Linked DNA regions of Homo sapiens: region 2 is linked to region 1. A link is a loop called in an ENCODE intact Hi-C map of the cell type or tissue named here. Cell type or tissue: ascending aorta. All regions are shown on one strand. Links, peaks and the distances in the headings refer to the core of each region. The heading gives the core; the rest is flanking DNA.

Evidence for each region. A loop is a pair of places that touch in the nucleus more often than their neighbours do. Peaks named below come from ENCODE experiments on the same cell type or tissue, not always from the same donor. Only the 100,000 strongest peaks of a DNase experiment are listed, where the experiment ranks them.
Region 2: it touches region 1 in a loop (4-fold over the local background); 31 of 110 quality-filtered maps call a loop at or near these places.

What each region holds. Positions count from the first base shown.
Region 1 is chr11:14,245,956-14,254,296 of GRCh38, reverse strand. All of the region lies in intron 7 of SPON1 (spondin 1), which reads right to left. Among named protein-coding and RNA genes, the nearest start is that of RRAS2, 110 kb to the left of the region's middle. In ascending aorta, for the core only: CTCF peaks have their summits at 4,763 (motif pointing right) and 5,531; a DNase peak (open chromatin) is centred at 4,796.
Region 2 is chr11:14,144,824-14,153,164 of GRCh38, reverse strand. The region is part of intron 6 of SPON1 (spondin 1); the gene reads right to left. Among named protein-coding and RNA genes, the nearest start is that of SPON1, 190 kb to the right of the region's middle. In ascending aorta, for the core only: CTCF peaks have their summits at 4,098 and 4,299 (motif pointing right); no DNase peak of the experiment used is centred there.

The sequences.
Region 1 (8,341 bases), core at 147-8,146:
TTTTGTTTTTCTTTCAGAGACAGAGTCTTGCTCTGTCACCCAGGCTGGAGTGCAGTGGTGTGATCATGGCTCACTGTTGCCTCAAACTTCTGGGCTCAAGTGATCCTTGCACCTCAACCTCCCATCAGAGGGGTCATCTCCCCCAGCTTCCTGTTTCTATTGCCCTCAGAAGGCTGCCAATAGCAGGCACTGTCCAGCGCCAGACTGTACCCATCAGCTCACAGCTGGGAAGCAGGGACCAGCTGTAGAGTCAGAGACCTTTGGCCGACACCCCCAGTTGCTGGGAATAACATCCTGAGTCTAAGCTATCAGAGGCCGCTCTTCAACCTCTCTCTTTGTGTCACACAGATTCTCAGGAGTGGCTGGGACCATGTGAGATACATGGCAGCAACCACTCAGAGTGGCTGGAAAGGAAAGAGTCACATTCGCAAAGCACACAGCGGGTGGCAGTCCCATATTATTTCATTTTCCCCTCATGACAATCCTGTGGGGTTAGAATTATTATCCTGTCTCATAGAGAGGCCATGAAAGTGAATAAGTGGTTAATGAACTAATAGACACAGCTAGGAGGGGGCTGAGGCTTGAAGGCAGCTTGGCCTGACTCTGCACCCCAAGGCTGCTAATCATGGGGAATCCTTGGCCAGAGACCAACTGTTCTGTTCAGTCCAGCTGGCAGCTGGTCTGCCTCAGCTGTCTGGAAGTCCCTGTGCCCTCTGTTGGGACCAGCTGCTTCTGGCTGCCCTCACCTGGCACCAGAAAGCAATGACTGCAGACCCGACTGGGGCCTGGGGAACTGGGCCCCTTGGGCTCTGGTATCACCTGTTACAGCTGTGTGTCCTTGGGCAGATTATCAAACCTTTCTGCGTCTCAGTGTCCAAATCTTTAAAATGGTGATCACATACGTCTACTCCAAAGGGTTCCTGTGAATTTCAAATGAGCTAGCTTGCAGACAGTACTTAGCCCATTGCCTGGCCCTAGAGCTCTTATTACCATTAGTGTTACTGAGAGAAGTACTGTAGGATCGTATGGAGATCAGAAAGGGGACAGGTGGGAGGAAAAGCCTTCCTGAATGGACTTTCCATTTTAGCCTGATGCCAGTCTAGGTTCTGCCACAGGAGTGGAGAAGAACCTGGCCTGAGCCTTGGCTTTGGCATCCGTCGATTGACAAGGTCCTGGTGCTGCCTCCCATGCACCCCCTCCCTTATCCCACACTACCTGCTACCTAAGAAGCTCCCTGGGCCCTGACAGGCCAGTCTACCTGCAGGTTAGCTGCAGGTTCCACTTGTACTTGCATCTATTGGGCAAGCTCTTCAGTGATTGGAAAAGTGTGGTCCTTGGACCAGCAGCATCAGCAACCTCTAGGAACTTGTTAGAAATACAGATTCTTGAGCCCCACCCTATATTTGCTGAATTAGAGACTTGGGGTAGGACCCAGCAATTTGTTTTAATAATCCCTCCAGATTGTAATACACCTCAAGCTTGAGAATGCTGGGCCCACTCATCTTTCAAGCCTCAGGTCATGTCACCTCTTCCAGCAGCCTTTCTGCCTGCCTTCAGCTGAGGCAGATACATAGCGCTGGATTCCCACACTCTGCGCAGGTCTTGCCTTCAGCTGAGGCAAGTACATAGCGCTGGATTCCCACACTCTGCGCAGGTCTTGCCTTCGGCTGAGGCAAGTACATAGCGTTGGATTCCCACACTCTGCGCAGGTCTTGCCTTCGGCTGAGGCAAGTACATAGCGCTGGATTCCCACACTCTGCGCAGGTCTTGCCTTCGGCTGAGGCAAGTACATAGCGCTGGATTCCCACACTCTGCGCAGGTCTTGCCTTCGGCTGAGGCAAGTACATAGCGCTGGATTCCCACACTCTGCGCAGGTCTTGCCTTCGGCTGAGGCAGATACATAGCGCTGGATTCCCACACTCTGCGCAGGTCTTGCCTTCGGCTGAGGCAGATACATAGCGCTGGATTCCCACACTCTGCGCAGGTCTTGCCTTCGGCTGAGGCAGATACATAGCGCTGGATTCCCACTCTGCGCAGGTCTCCATAGCCAGACCCCATGAATGTAATCACTTCCTCACTGTTCCCTCTCCCCAGCTTAGACCGGGAGTTCCTTGAAGGAACTCTGTGTTTCATAGCTGTACCCCAGGACCTAGGTGTCCAGTGGGCCGACTGAACAAATATGCGTATGATGACTTGAACTCCTCCACTTCTAGCTTTAGATCTTGGGCAAGTTGCTCACCCTCTTCAAGTCTCAATATCTTCATCTAGCAATACATACCTGCAGTGTTGCTGTCAGGATCAAATGAGATGCTTTATTAGGAAGTCTTTATAAACTGCTAAAGTATTGCAATGACATCATCAGCTACTTAGGCACAAATCAGGGGATTTAATTTCCTTTTCCCACGTGTGCATTTTCTGGCATGTAGGTCAGTGATTTTAGCAGCTTCTTTAAAGACCTGGTTCACACAAGGATTGCAGTCTATGGAGGTGTGGCATTACCTCGCCTAGGGACTCACAGGACGGGGTTCTGGTCTGCCTTCTAGTAACTGCTGAGCAGACAGCACTGGCACCTGGGTGCAGCTGTCCTCTGGGGTGGTCCAGCAGTCCCCTGGGAGGCAGGTTTCCTCTTCCATTGTCATAGAGACTGACCGCTCCATCTATTGCCTTCCTGTCTTCCTAAGTAGGTGATTTGGGGCCAGATTAGTCATTCATATCCTGTACCCCATGGGTGACTATTCATAATGACAATCTAAGGGGACAAAACCAGTTCTAATCCAGAGCTGTAGAAACCAAACCAACTGCCACCCTAACACATTACCCTGGAACCTGCCCAGCCAATGGGTGTAACCATCTGAGACCAAGGCCTTGTGGAAATCATTCTCAGTAAATGCATTTTGGCCCAATCTGTTGTATCCAAATCTGTAGCTGAAGCGAGATACCCTCTAGACCCTGGTAAGTGTTTCAAGGTGTGGGAAACGTGGGGCGGCCAATTCCTGACTATGAGGTCACATGGCTGACTTATCTTGGGTGATAGAGTAAATCTGAATCTATAAGGGCCTGAGAACAATTTGATAGCATTTTCAGATATGCCCTGCAGCTTTCTCTTATCCTTGACTGGAGAATCCCTCCTTGACCCCATTTATGTAACATTTCCTGGAGGAGGTATTTCCTGACCTCTCCCCAAATTGCTTAGAACTCCTATTCTACCTCCCCATAGCATGCTGAACTCACTCTTGCTTTGGAATTTTTTGTTAATATCTGCCTTTCCCATCAGGTTCCAATAGAGTGAGGACCATTTCTGCCGTGCTCATAGCTATATCCCAATGTCTGGCTTAGAACTTGGCATGCCATGGATTCTCTTCAAATGTTTGTTGAAGTAAATGACTTAATCTAAGAAATGAACATGGAGCTCTTGTATTTCCTTTGACCTTCAAATTTAATTAAGCATCACTTCAAAGTATTTATTCTATAATAAAAATAATTAAATGAATAAGAATCTATATGAGTTTTCCTTAGAAAATGCTAGATAGGACTGGAGTGCTTTAATTTGTTCAAACTGTCATAAAAATTTTTATGCTTTTGTATATGCCATGTCTTCCAAGATATATTTTGTTAATTTGGTTTCATCTTTCTACCTGGGACTTAGATTTGTATCCGTTTTCTAGCAGAGAGTTGATCTAGCCATACCATATACCAGAGTATATGATAAAGCATGATAGACAAAATAGCGTGATATTCAGGTAAGATAGAAATATAAATCAGCAATACAGACTGGAGATCCCAGAAACTATAGATAAGGACTATACAAAATAGGCTTTTCAAATTAGGGGGAAAGGAAAGATTGTGCGACAAGTGGGGTTGGGCTAAGTTAACTGTAATAAAAAAAAAACTGGATTCACATTTAATATACCACACAAGAAAAAAAAAAAACAGACCCAGAGTCAAATAGAAAATAACCAGATCATAGAAAAAAATAAAGCTTTCAGATCTACTAGAGAAATATTAATTTTTTCAACTTTGAAACAATAAAAGCAATTATAAAGAAAAGAATTGAATTATCTATCAACGAAGACCTTCTGTAAAATGAAAACAGCAGTACTGAATTGGAGAGAAAAATGACATGCTGGCAAAAAATGTCTCCATTGAGTGTGACTGACAAAGTGTTAATATCTATATTATCTACAGAGTTAATCCAAATATGTAGAAAAAGACAATGATCCCACTAGATAAAGAAAAGTTATGAACAGACAATTCACATCAGATATGAAGACCCAGAGAAATGTTTCCTTTTTCTACATTTGGAGAGGCAGCATGGTGTGGAGGAAAGAACCCAGGGCATTGGTGACAGTCAGAGCTGGATTCGAATCAGCTGTTTATTTAATAGCTATGTGATGAGGGCTTCCACCTCACCTTTCTTTGCAATTACTACATCTGCCAAATGGGAGCATCATCATCCTACCCCAAGGTTTTATTGTGAGAAAACTGCTTATCATTGTGAGGGACACATAACAGGGCTTGGTAGAGGTTGATTTTCTTCTCATTCAACTTTTCCAAACAAAATGTTCCAAAACACCATAAAAGAAAAGAGGTAAGAAAGGATTTTGATACTGCTTCTAGAGACTTACCATCCCCTCCTAAATTACAGATCCACACCAGTGAGACTCAGGAGGGTTTCCTAAAACACTCATATGCTGTGTTGTCTCTCATCCTGAGTTTTCAATAATCTGAATTTTCAGAGTTGCAAAAACTCAATTTGGCCACGAGAGGGCGCCCAAGCCATTCACTAGGCTGAAGTTCTGCAGGGGTGTGTGTGGAGAAAGGTTTGAGGGAGGTTCCTGCAACGTTGGAAAACGCTGTGTTTATAACCAGGAGGCATCTAGGACTCCAGGTCCATCTGGATGCTTAGACCTACCACCTGCTTCTCTGTCCAAAGCCCATCTTCCTTTAGCATCCCGAGGACATCGGTGGACCTGTGCAGGTGTTGCAGGAGGCAGGGAGAGCCCTGACTCTTCCGGCCCAATTTAAGGGAAATCTCTGGCCTCCTGGGGAGCATGGCTTTGGATTTCTGGAGAAGGTGACCATGTCTCTACTCCACTGGCCTCACAAACACGACCTTTATCTAATCAATGTTAATCCGGCAGAGTGGCTGGGAATAATTTAAGGTGGTGACAGTGGTTTGCAGGATTCATTTTAAGGAAGGAAATAAAAGTTATTTGTAAAAGTCCCAGTAATTCTTAGCATTCAGATGCAATTGGAGGAACTGGATGATGGACATTCAGAATTGATTTGTAGGAAATCTGGGCATTTTCTACTTAGGCACCGGAGGAACTAGGAAAGGATGTGGGTTTTGTTCAGAGTCTGCCTTTCCTGTCTCTACCTGCACCCTGGGCTGTCGGAGCCACAGCTTGATTTATTGAGCTAAACAAGTCAGCAGCTAATTTGCTCATTCATGGCTGTCCTTTGAGAAGTGGTCCTGGGGATAAAGATGCAGATCATTGAAAAACAAGTCAGTTTCAACGGGCAGGACCTTGCAAAGTAGGTCACCCTGGCTTTCCACTGGGCGGCGAGGGAGGCTGGAATCCCATTAACCTCAATCAGGCAGGCTCAGCAAAGAGAGGCAAGGCTGTTTCTGCAAAACAAAACTTGGCTGCATGTAGGCTTCCTAATTTGACTTCCTAATGAGATTTGGAAGAGGAAAGGGGAGACTGGGGTATGGGAAAATCAAAGGAAAATTCTTTTCCCTTAACAAGCCAGTAGCGCCGAGTGCAGAGGTTTTGGGTGTTTGGGAGGTCTGAGTGTTTGCCATCAATTAATTTTGTTCCACGGAGGCCTCAGGAAGTCTGAGGGGTAGGTGAAATGTGGGAAGGTGTCCCAAAATATTCATTTCAGTTTTTCAGAAAGTCTCTCCCATCTTAAAAAAGAAAAAAAAAATGCTCCTTTGACTCTTTCATCCCCTTGGAGCCAGGTTCTCTTCTTTCATAGCAAACTTCACAGAAGAGTGGTCTGTACTTGCTGACTCCATAACCTCATGCTCTGTTCACAGCTCACCTGCTCCGGGCTGTTTTTCCCCCTCATCACTCAGCAGAAAGGATTCTCCGTAAGGTCACTGATGACCTTCCTGTCGATAAACCCAAAGGGCTTCCTGTAGCCTTGATCTTTCTTGTTTTCTCGGCTGCACTGGGCACAGCCAACCACCCGCCTCAAACACTTTCTTCCCCTGGCTTTCTCGGTACCAAGCTTCCTTACCAATTTCTTTGCTGCTCCTTTGCTGTGTCCTTTGCAGGCAAGATTCCTCAACATTCAATAGTAGAGATCTTTGGAACTCAGTCCTAAGCCCTTGATTCCTATTCTTATGCCCTTGGCATTGTCTCCCATTCCTTGAGGGCTCCCAATTTTAGATCTCAGTGCAGAATTCTTGCCCTGAGTTCCAGAGCTATCTAGCCAACCATGTACTTAACACCTCTAACTGGAAATCTTGAATACATCTTAACAACTTACACTTAGAACTGATCCCATGATCTTTCCCACTGAACTTCATCTAACGTTTTCAGCCTTGTGAGTGGCTTCACCACTCTTTCATTATGCCAGCCAGACACATGGGAAACATCTTGACTGCTCTTTCTCCACCCCCTTACTCCACCTATCGCCACAGCCTGTTGATTTTACCTCCTACGTGCCTCACACATCTCTGTACCTCTCTCCTTTTCCACCACCACCACCATCCTAGTGAAGTCACAGTTAATTCTCTCCGGTTTTCTGAAGTAGCCCCCCTCACTGGGCTCCCGCATCTACCCTTTCACACAGGGGCCGAGTGCTGTTATTGCTTTTTATTTTTTAATGCAAATATGATCATGTCACCCTTTTGCTTAAAACCCTTCAATGATTTACCATTATTATTTGAGACAGGGTCTCGCTCTGTCACCCAGACTGGAGTGCATGGTTCACTGCAGCCTCAGCCTCCTCGGCTAAAGTGATCCTCCTGCCTCAGCCTCCCAGGTAGCTGAGACCACAGGCACAAGCCACCACGCCTGGCTAGTTTTTAAAATTTTTTGTAGAGATGGGGGTCTTGCTTTGTTGCCCAGGCTGTTCTCAAACTCCTGGGCTCGAGTGAGCCTCCTGCTTCCACCTCCCAAAATGTTAAGATTACAGGTGTGAGCCAGTACACCTGGTCTTACTCATGACTTTTAATGCAAAAATTCAAATAAAAAATTTCAAATGTTACATGGCTTGGCCCCACACCAAACTCATCTTTGATTTCTGGATCTAGTTAGACCAAAGCCTTTTAGTGCCTTAGACATACTCTACTCCCTCCTCATACAGGGCCTTTGCAGATACATGATGGTCTCTCCAGATTTTCTAAAATGTTCTCCCCTTTGTTTTCTTCTTTGCTTAGTTAACTCCTACTGCTTCCTTAGATCTTAGCTTCATTGCCTTTTTAGGGGGAAGCTATCTCTAACCCCCCTAATGGCACTTTATGCCTTTCCTTCATAGACATGTCACATTTATTTGTGTGATCATTTAGTAAATATCTCTCCCCACTGAATTGTAATCTCCATAAGGAACTGTGCTGTGCTCACCACAGTTGCCCTAAGCACCTTTCACAGGACTTTTTTTGGGGGGACCCTCCTATCAAGGATGTTTCAGTCCTCCTTGATAGGATACAGGGTAAGTGAAAGTAAGATTTTGTTTGTTTTGGGGTAGGTGTGAGACCATTTGGTGTGGTCACATTGTTAATTTCATGCCAATCAGAAGGCTCATTGGCAGGTATATATGTCTTGATTAATTTAGACATGGGAAAATGAATGAATTGTTACTTAATTGGAAGGATCGTGTTATAGTGAAAAGCACAGGCATTAGAATCAGCTGGGTACTGTTGGCATTCTATATCCACCCTTGCTGTCATAGGACCTCTGAGTCTCAGTTTGGTCATTGGTAAAATGGACATTGCAATACCTACCTCATGGTTATTAGGATTAAAAGGGATAATAAATGTCAGCGCCTACTTGGACCCAAGGGGATGCTGAAGGTAAAAAGGACTGCTCTCTCTTTCCTCTCTCCCTCCCTTCCTATCTCTTTCCTGAATGTGCTTTGATTTGCAGTTTACATCTGTTTAAGCCCAGGCTCCTCAAGAGAAAACTGGTATAAAGACTCCTTAATGGTGTAAAAATTGGTACCCACAAACTCTCCCCACCCCTACCTGCCTTTCATCCCCTGCCCACTTAGAGGACCAGAAGTGAGGGGTTCTTCACACATAGGTTCTGGGAGCCAAGGAACTGGGAGAATCTGAAGAGACAGCAGAGTAAGGAGATTCAGGGTGACCTGACTGGTAACTGATGTTAAT
Region 2 (8,341 bases), core at 219-8,218, 100 kb after region 1:
TAATAAGTAAAGGATGTATGTTGTAAAAGATTGAAGATAGAAGAAGAAGTAAAACTAACATGCGAATGGAGGTCAAAATAATAAAGTTCTAAACCAGGCCATACATCTGCCCTGCAACAAATTCTGCAGTTGTCTTAGGGCCCTAATTTGGAGTGCTTGGAGGTTGACTTCAGACTCACTTCTTTGTGTATTATATGTACTTGATATATATTTACTCGAATTTGGGGTCACTATGCATGGGATAAGTTTCAAATGATCACCATGTCCATTTGAGAAAGAATATCCCTTGGCCACTGAAACAGAGGAAACCCCCATCTCAAAAGATCCAACCATGCTTGCAGTCATGAATACAGATCACAAGCCAATAAACACATCCTTTATATTTGCATTGATTCTTGAATGCATTATGCAGGGAAGTCATTGCATTTTAAAGAATGAATTCATTTTTCTCAAGATAATATGAAAGTACCTGTGTTTCTTGGTTACATATATGCACTTATGAAATCCTATGAAATGATTTGTCTCTATATCATATTACTGACAAGCAAATAGTCTTCCCTTCTGTATTCCCTATCAAGAAATTCCCAGTAAGAATCAGATGTGTTTCCATGCATTTAAAAGCTATTTCAAAATAAGATTTCAGTTTCCCCAATGCTACTCCAGAGAGCTGCTCTCCAAGAGCTGTAGCTATCAATGAACAGGCTGCCCATAACATACATGGATCAATGCCCTTTAGAAGAGCATTGGCTTGCTAGTTAATAAGCTTTTGATTTTCCTTACTCATTGATTAATGAAGCAGTAGTTTTGCCTTTGAATAGAAGATAAATTAAGAAGTACTGTAACTGGAGTCTGTTGGGAAATAGGTTGTAGTTTGGAGAACTGGAAGTAGCTATGGAGACAAAGGAGGTAAAATGGCTAACTTTGCTAAAGGAGTCCCTCTGTCAGTGAACCGAGGTCTAAAGCATTCAACTCAATTCAACAGACACTTCTCAATGTACTATGAGACATATGAAAAGCATGACTAGGGAGATGGAGGGGTGATTCCAGACTACACCCCAGCTCAGACTGACTCCTACTTTTGTTTTTAGGAGCAGACACCCATAATACAAGGCAGGAACTGGGCCAAATGGGGTTACAATATGGTCTGGAAGATCCAAGGAGGCAGAAATGACATGCATTTGGAAGGAGTTGGAAAGGTATTCTGGCAAGGAGGGTATGGAAGGTTGAGTGGAATTCTGATGGATACAGATTGGGAGAGAAAGGTCTTCTAGGGATGGAAACCTTATTGGCTCCACAGTGTCAAAAGGACATGTTATAATGTTGAGGTAGAATCTGAAGAGGCAGCAGACTATCTCTCCATGAGATGGGGCTCCTGTTTTATCTTTGATTTGTATATTTCTATGTTAAAGAAAAATTGCTATGTTTACATGATTATAGAACAATTAGAACTGTGATTTATAGTTTATAATTTCTGTCACTAATTTCTTATGCTCTGACATTTCTTTCCTTCTCTGAGACAAAAAATTTAAGCTGTTGCATGGAGGTAGAAGGCATTATAACCCAGGAGGATGACATGTCTCCCACCCTGGGTCTTATTCATCTCTGTGCTGGGGTCTGTAGCACAGGGTCTCACTCAGAGCTTTGCACACAGTAGATGTTGACAATTATTTGTTGAATGAACAAATACGTTGGTCTCTGGTCGCTTCCTTGCTCAGAAACCCTCAATGGCTTCCTAATTACTTTAGGTCTACTTGTAATCTCTGCATCTCTCCAGCCTGGTATTTAAGTTCATTTATGAAAGGACTCCACCTTTCTTTGCAGGTCCACCCCCTACCACTTTAGGCACCTTTCATTCTAGGCAAGCTGGGTGGACTGCTTTGGTTTCTATGGAGGACATCTTCTATGGGCTACAAGAACTTGTTTGCTTGGAGAATGAAAGGCTAACCTTTGAAAGAGCTTCAGGATAACAGAGCTGAAAAACTACATGGGCAGGAGGGACATTCCACAGATGTTCTGACCAGAGGTGGGAAATGAACAATGCATTCGCATATGGCTCTTTGGAAAACAGATCTGCAGACCAGATGCAACGGTGGCACGGATTCAGCTCTTGGAACAGCTACTCCATGTAGCCAAAGGGCATACACTGGCTGCCTTCCTAACATGATCAGTTAATGAGTCCATCCTCAGACACAGAGAACGTAACAACAAAAACTGCTATCCTGGTCCTGATGGGGTCCAGCAAGAGGAAGACAAGAAAGGAGGTAATTTTAGCATCTACTGAGAATCCAGAAAAGTGAGTTCAGTGTTGCTCCTGATACCTGCAATTTCCCAAGGCAAGGTTAAGCCCTACACTGTGCTCCCTGTGTCCTGTACTTGACTTTCCTAGCCTTAGTTGCACTGTAGTGGAATCACCTATTTTTCTTTTTCACAAATGATTACCATTTCAGCAGGTAATCAATATAACGAAAACATTAATGAGACATTTTCTATTCTATTTTTTTAGTTTCACGCTCACCATGGGTCTTTTTGTTCCCCATTTTTCTATTCTTTTATCTTTTATTATTATTTTTAGTTGACACATAGTTTTGTACATATTTACAGGGTATAGTGTGATATTTTGATACATGTACACAATGTAAAATAATCAAAGGGTAATTTGCATGCATATCACCTCATTTATTGTTTCTTTGCGTTGAGAACATTCAAAATCTGCTCTTCTAGCTATATTTGAAAACATACTGTAGATTGTTGTTAATTACAGTCATGCTCCAGTGACATTGGAACTTATTCCTTCTATCTAGTTGCAATCTTGCATCCGTTAACTAACCTCTCACCATCCCCTGACTCCCAGTCTCCAGTAACCACTATTCCACACTCCACTATTATGAGATCAACTTTTTCAGCTCCCACATATGAGTGAGAGCATGTGATATTTATCTTTCCATGCCTGGCTTATTATCACTTAACAAAATGTCAACCAAGCTCATCTACATTGCCTCAAATGATGGCATTTCATTCTTTTTTATGGCTAGATAGTATTCTATTGTGTATATACACCAATTTTTCTTTATTCATTGATTTGTTGATGGACACTTATGTTGATTCCATATCTTGGCTATTGTGAATAATGCCGCAATAAACATGGGAGTGCAGTTGTCTCTTCATCATACTGGTGTAATCACCTGTTTTTCTGTCAGTCTTTCCCAAGAGACTAGGAGTGCCTTAAGGACAAGTGATTTCCCAGTCATGCCTCACTTAACAACGGGGATATGCTCTGAGAAATGTGTCATTAGGCAATTTCTTCATTGTGCAAACATCATAGAGGGTACTTACACAAACTTGGAGGGTCTAGCCTACTACACACCTAGGCTATATGGTATAGCCTATTGTTTTTAGGCTATAAACCTGTACAGCATGTGGCTGTACTGAATACCATAGGCAATTGTAATGCAATGGTAAGTATTTGTATATTTAAACATATCAAGGTACCATTAAAATAAGGTATAAAAGATAACAAATGGTACACCTGTATGGAGCTTGCAGGACTGGAAGTTACTCTGTGTCAGTCAGTGAGTGGTGAGTGAATGTGAAGGCCTAGGACATTACTGCACACTACTGTAGACTTAATAAACACTGTACACTTAGGCTACACTAAATTTATAAAAACACTTTTCTTCAATAATAAATTAACCTTAGCTTATTCTAACTTTTTACTTTATACACTTTTTTTTACCTTTTTAACGACTGTAATAATACTTAGCTTAAAACAACAACACAGTGCATGTTGTACAAGAATGTTTTCATTCTTTATATCCTTATTCTACAGGCCTTTTTAATTCTTTTTTTAACTTTTTAAACTTTTTTGTTAAAAGCTAAGATGTAAACACACACATTTTAAAAAATGTGCTTAAGCCTTTACAGGGTCAGGATCATCAACATCATTGACTTCTACTTCCACACCTTGTCCCACTGGAAGGTCCTCGGGGGCAGTAACTCATCACTTTCAGCTTCTAGGATAACAATGCCTTCCTTTGGAATACCTGTGAAGGACTTGCCTGAGGCTGTTTTATAGCTAACTTAAAAAAAATAAGTAGGAGTACCCTCTAAAATAATGATAGAAATTACAGTATAGTGAATACTAGGCAATGGGAATTTTTAGCTCCATTATAATCTTAAGGGACCACTGTCATGGATGCAGTCTGTCGTTGACTGAAATGTTATGCAGTGCATGACTGTATGGTGTTTGATGCATGAATGAATGAATGAATGCAGTCTATGTTAGGTGCACACATCTTTTTTTACCACTAGATGGCAAGTATTCATTGAAAAGTCCAGCTCTAAACTGTCTCAGAGACACAATCTGGTGAAAAGTAAATGTTTCAGTACACTGGAGGAGTACATACACCAGAGTGACGTTTTCAGGGCTGCCTATGTCTCTTCTCTTTTAGCAGAGACAGAAAAAAGTACCAGGAGGGAAGTCAAAAGTCCTGTGTTGCCACTAGCATTTGGACATGTGAAGTATATTTTCTGAGCCTCAGTTTTCTCACCTAAAATAACAGGTGGACTGTAGCTCTCTTGGTCACCAGGAGGAGAACGATCTACCAAGACCCCACAATGTGCTTTCAGATACAGCATCGTTTAAATGTTCCTAAGCTTGGGTGTTTGTTGGTTGGTTGGCTTATTTTTTTTTATTTCAACTATAAAATAATTACTTTTTGAATAGATAGCACAAAAACATGGTACCACATTCCAAAGGCACCAAAGGGAATACAGTGAAAGGTCCCTCTCTTCGTTTTCCGCAATCTCTTAACTCTCCACCCCAGAGGCAACCACTATTAATATTCTTATATACCCTTCAAGAGACGTAAGTACACATCTTTAGAAAGATAGCACAAATGGGACCAATCATGAGTACCCTGCTGCATTTTCTTTTTTAATGAAACAATTTGTCTTGGAAATGTTTAATATCAAAATCTCATATTTATTTAACTGGTCCCCTATTCATGGATATTTAATTTATTCCACTCTTGTGTTACAATGTCCAATAAATAGAATGTGCCTAAATGTGAGTATATCTGTGTATATAAATTTCTGACTGAACTGCTGAGTCAGAAGAAAGCGCTCTCCAGTGTAGAAAGGTGTTTCCCTACACCTCTGACAATATAGTTGTCAAAAGTCTAACAGATCAAAAATTGTAGCTCTGTGAAACTAATTTGTATTTCTATGATTGTAAATGAAGTTGAACATCATTTATAATATCTAAAAGCCATCTCATTTTCCTTTTCTGAGACCTGTCCATGTGTTTTGATCTATTGGTTTGTTGGTCTTTTAAAAACTGACCATAAGAAGCTCTTTATATATCAAAAAAAAATTAGCCCTTTGTTTAGCGAGACTCCTCTCAAAAAAAAAAAAAGTCTTAGTATTTTCCACTACTTAAAAAATGTTTTGGGCCAGCCGTGGTGGCTCATGCCTATAATACCAGCACTTTGGGAGGCCAAGGCAGGCAGATCAGTTGAGTTCGGGAGTTCGAGACCAGCCTGGCCAACATGGTGAAAGCCCATCTCTACTAAAACTATAAAAATTAGCCAGGCTGGTGGTGGGTGCCTGTAATCCAAGCTACTTGGGAGGCTGAAGCAGGAGAATCACTTGAAACTTGGAGGCAGAGGTTGCAGTGAGCCAAGTTTGTGCCACTGCACTCTAGCCTGGGCAATAGAGTGAGACTCCATCTCAAAAAAAGAAATGTTTTTAGTTTACTTCATTAACCTTTTATGATCTCCGGGTTTTGTGATGTGCTTGGAAGAAGCTTTGTTCTAGGTTATAAAAATGGTTCCAGCCAGGCGCAGTGACTCACGCCTGTAATCCCAGCACTTTGGGAGGCCAAGGCAGGTGGATCACCTGAGGTCAGGAGTTTGAGACCAGCCTGACCAACAAGGTGAAACCCTGTCTCTACTAAAAAAAAATACAAAAATTAGCCAGGCATGGTGGCAGGTGCCTATAGTCCCGGCTACTCAGGAGGCTGAGACAGGAGAATTGCTTGAACCCGGGAGGTGGAGGCTGCAGTGAGCCAAGATCGCACCACTGCACTCCAGCCTGGGCAACAGAGCAAGACTCCGTCTCAAAAAAAAAAAAAAAAAAAAAAAAAAAAAAGGTTCTTTCATGTTTTCTTCTAACGTTTTTATGTTTTCATTTAAAAATATTTAAATTTTTGATATATTTGGAGCTTGTATTGGTTCCAGGATTAAGGTATGAAGAAAAATATTTTTTCCAGATGGCTTCCAGTTGTGCCATTACCACTTATTGAAGGATCTAGTGTTTTTCCAACTGATATAAAATTATACTTTTTTCATATACTTAACTTACAAAGAATTTGTGTCTATTTCTGGACTTTCTATTAGATTCTATTGATCTGTGTATTCACTCTCTAGCTTCACACAGTTTTAGTTAATGTTGTTTTATAACGTTTTTATATCTGGTTTAGCCAGTCTTCCCTTCATTATATGCTTTTTCAAACATTTTCTGACTATTGTTGACTGTTTAGTTTTCTATTTCTATAGCGTCAGCCTGTATAATTTTTAAAAAATTATCTGGGATTTTTGAGGGAACACTTTAAATTTACAGATTAAGTTATGCAGTATTTTTTTTGGGGGGAATATTTGGTTTCTTATCCAAGTTTTCTTTGTTCATTTAAATATTATTCTTTTAAAAAGGTACAGTAGGCCAGGTGTGGTGGCTCACGCCTGTAATCCCAGAACTTTGGGAGGCCAAGGCAGGTGGATCACCTGAGGTCAGGAGTTCGAGACCAGCCTGGCCAACATGGTGAAACCCCGTCTCTACTAAAAATGTAAAAATTAGCCGGGCATGGTGGTGGGCACCTGTAATCCCAGCTACTCGGGAAGCTGAGGCAGGAGAATTGCTTGAACCTGAGAGATGGAGGTTGCAGTGAGCCAACACGGTGCCACTGCACTCCAGCCTGGGCAACAGACAGAGACTCTGTCTCAAAAAAAAAAAAAAAAAGTATAGTAATTTGTGTTCATGGTAAAATTCAAGCAATACAAGAGGCCGTATGGCAAAATGTGAATGAACCTTTCAGTTCTGCCCCTTACTCTCTGTGTGCTCTAGAGGCAAGGAGTTTCTGGTGTATGTTCATAGAGATATTCTATGCATATATAATCCTATACATGAATATAATCATTTCACTCTAACCTGCCATTTTTCATATATGGAATCAAGCTATACACACTGTTCTGCTTTTTTCCCATCTAACTATATACACCAGGGAGCATTCTGTATCAGTACACACAAATCTGCCTTATTCTTTTTAATAGCTGCATGGTATTTGACCCGTTAAATGCATCCAGAGTTTCTAATATGACCCCTATTGATGAAAGTTTGCTTGTTCCATCTCTTAAAAATAAAATACTATAATGAATATTCTTCCTCATATACTTTTGCACAAGACTATTTCAGAAAGACATATTCCTAGATATAGAATTATTTTATTATGTTGATGTATAAGGAAAATATACACACAACAATGTGAATATACCTAACACTCCTGAACTGTGCACTTAAAAATGGTTCAGATGGTAAATATTATGTGTTTTCTTTTACTACAATAGAAAAAAGAAAACGTATAATTTTGATAGATATTGCTAAATTGTCTTCTAAATCTTAAGGTAATATATTAATGATCTCTCACTTAAATTTGCCTTCTATTTGCAATATTTTGGCTCAGTTACTGTAAAAATAGATATTTTAGTGAGTCAAATATTCTGTAAGTCTTGAATAAGACTGTCCCACATTTCTCTCATACAGAGATTCTCAGAAAAATTCCCAGGGATCATGATGCTGTCTTATAAAACTGTAGAGGTTAAGAAGTAATGCTAAGAGGCCAGCTCTATACCCTTCCAGCAAAGGCAGCCTGTGCCAGTTTTATTAAAGAACAGGCATCACGAAATCACTCTGGCAGCTTGTCCTACTGTAATCTGGATTTGTTTGAAGACTCAACTGAAAGCAAACAAGAGGTTTCATATGACTCAAATCATACCTTTCAAACAATGTCTTAATTTCTGTATCGAGTATCTGTGACAGAATCTTTATTTGACTCCTTACCCTATCACCACTCTGAGTGTCATTTTATTTCTACCAACCACAAGTGCCCACTTACCCATACTACATGGAATTAAGCCTTGAATGAGGTAGGGGAGAACAAAGGAGGTGTGTGTCATCAATGTAACCCAAATAAGGTTGGGCACCCTTGGGGGCCATTTGCAGCAGGGTGACACACCTAAAAAAACAGACCCAATCTGACTCCCAGAAGCCTTGAAAAAGTATTAGAGGT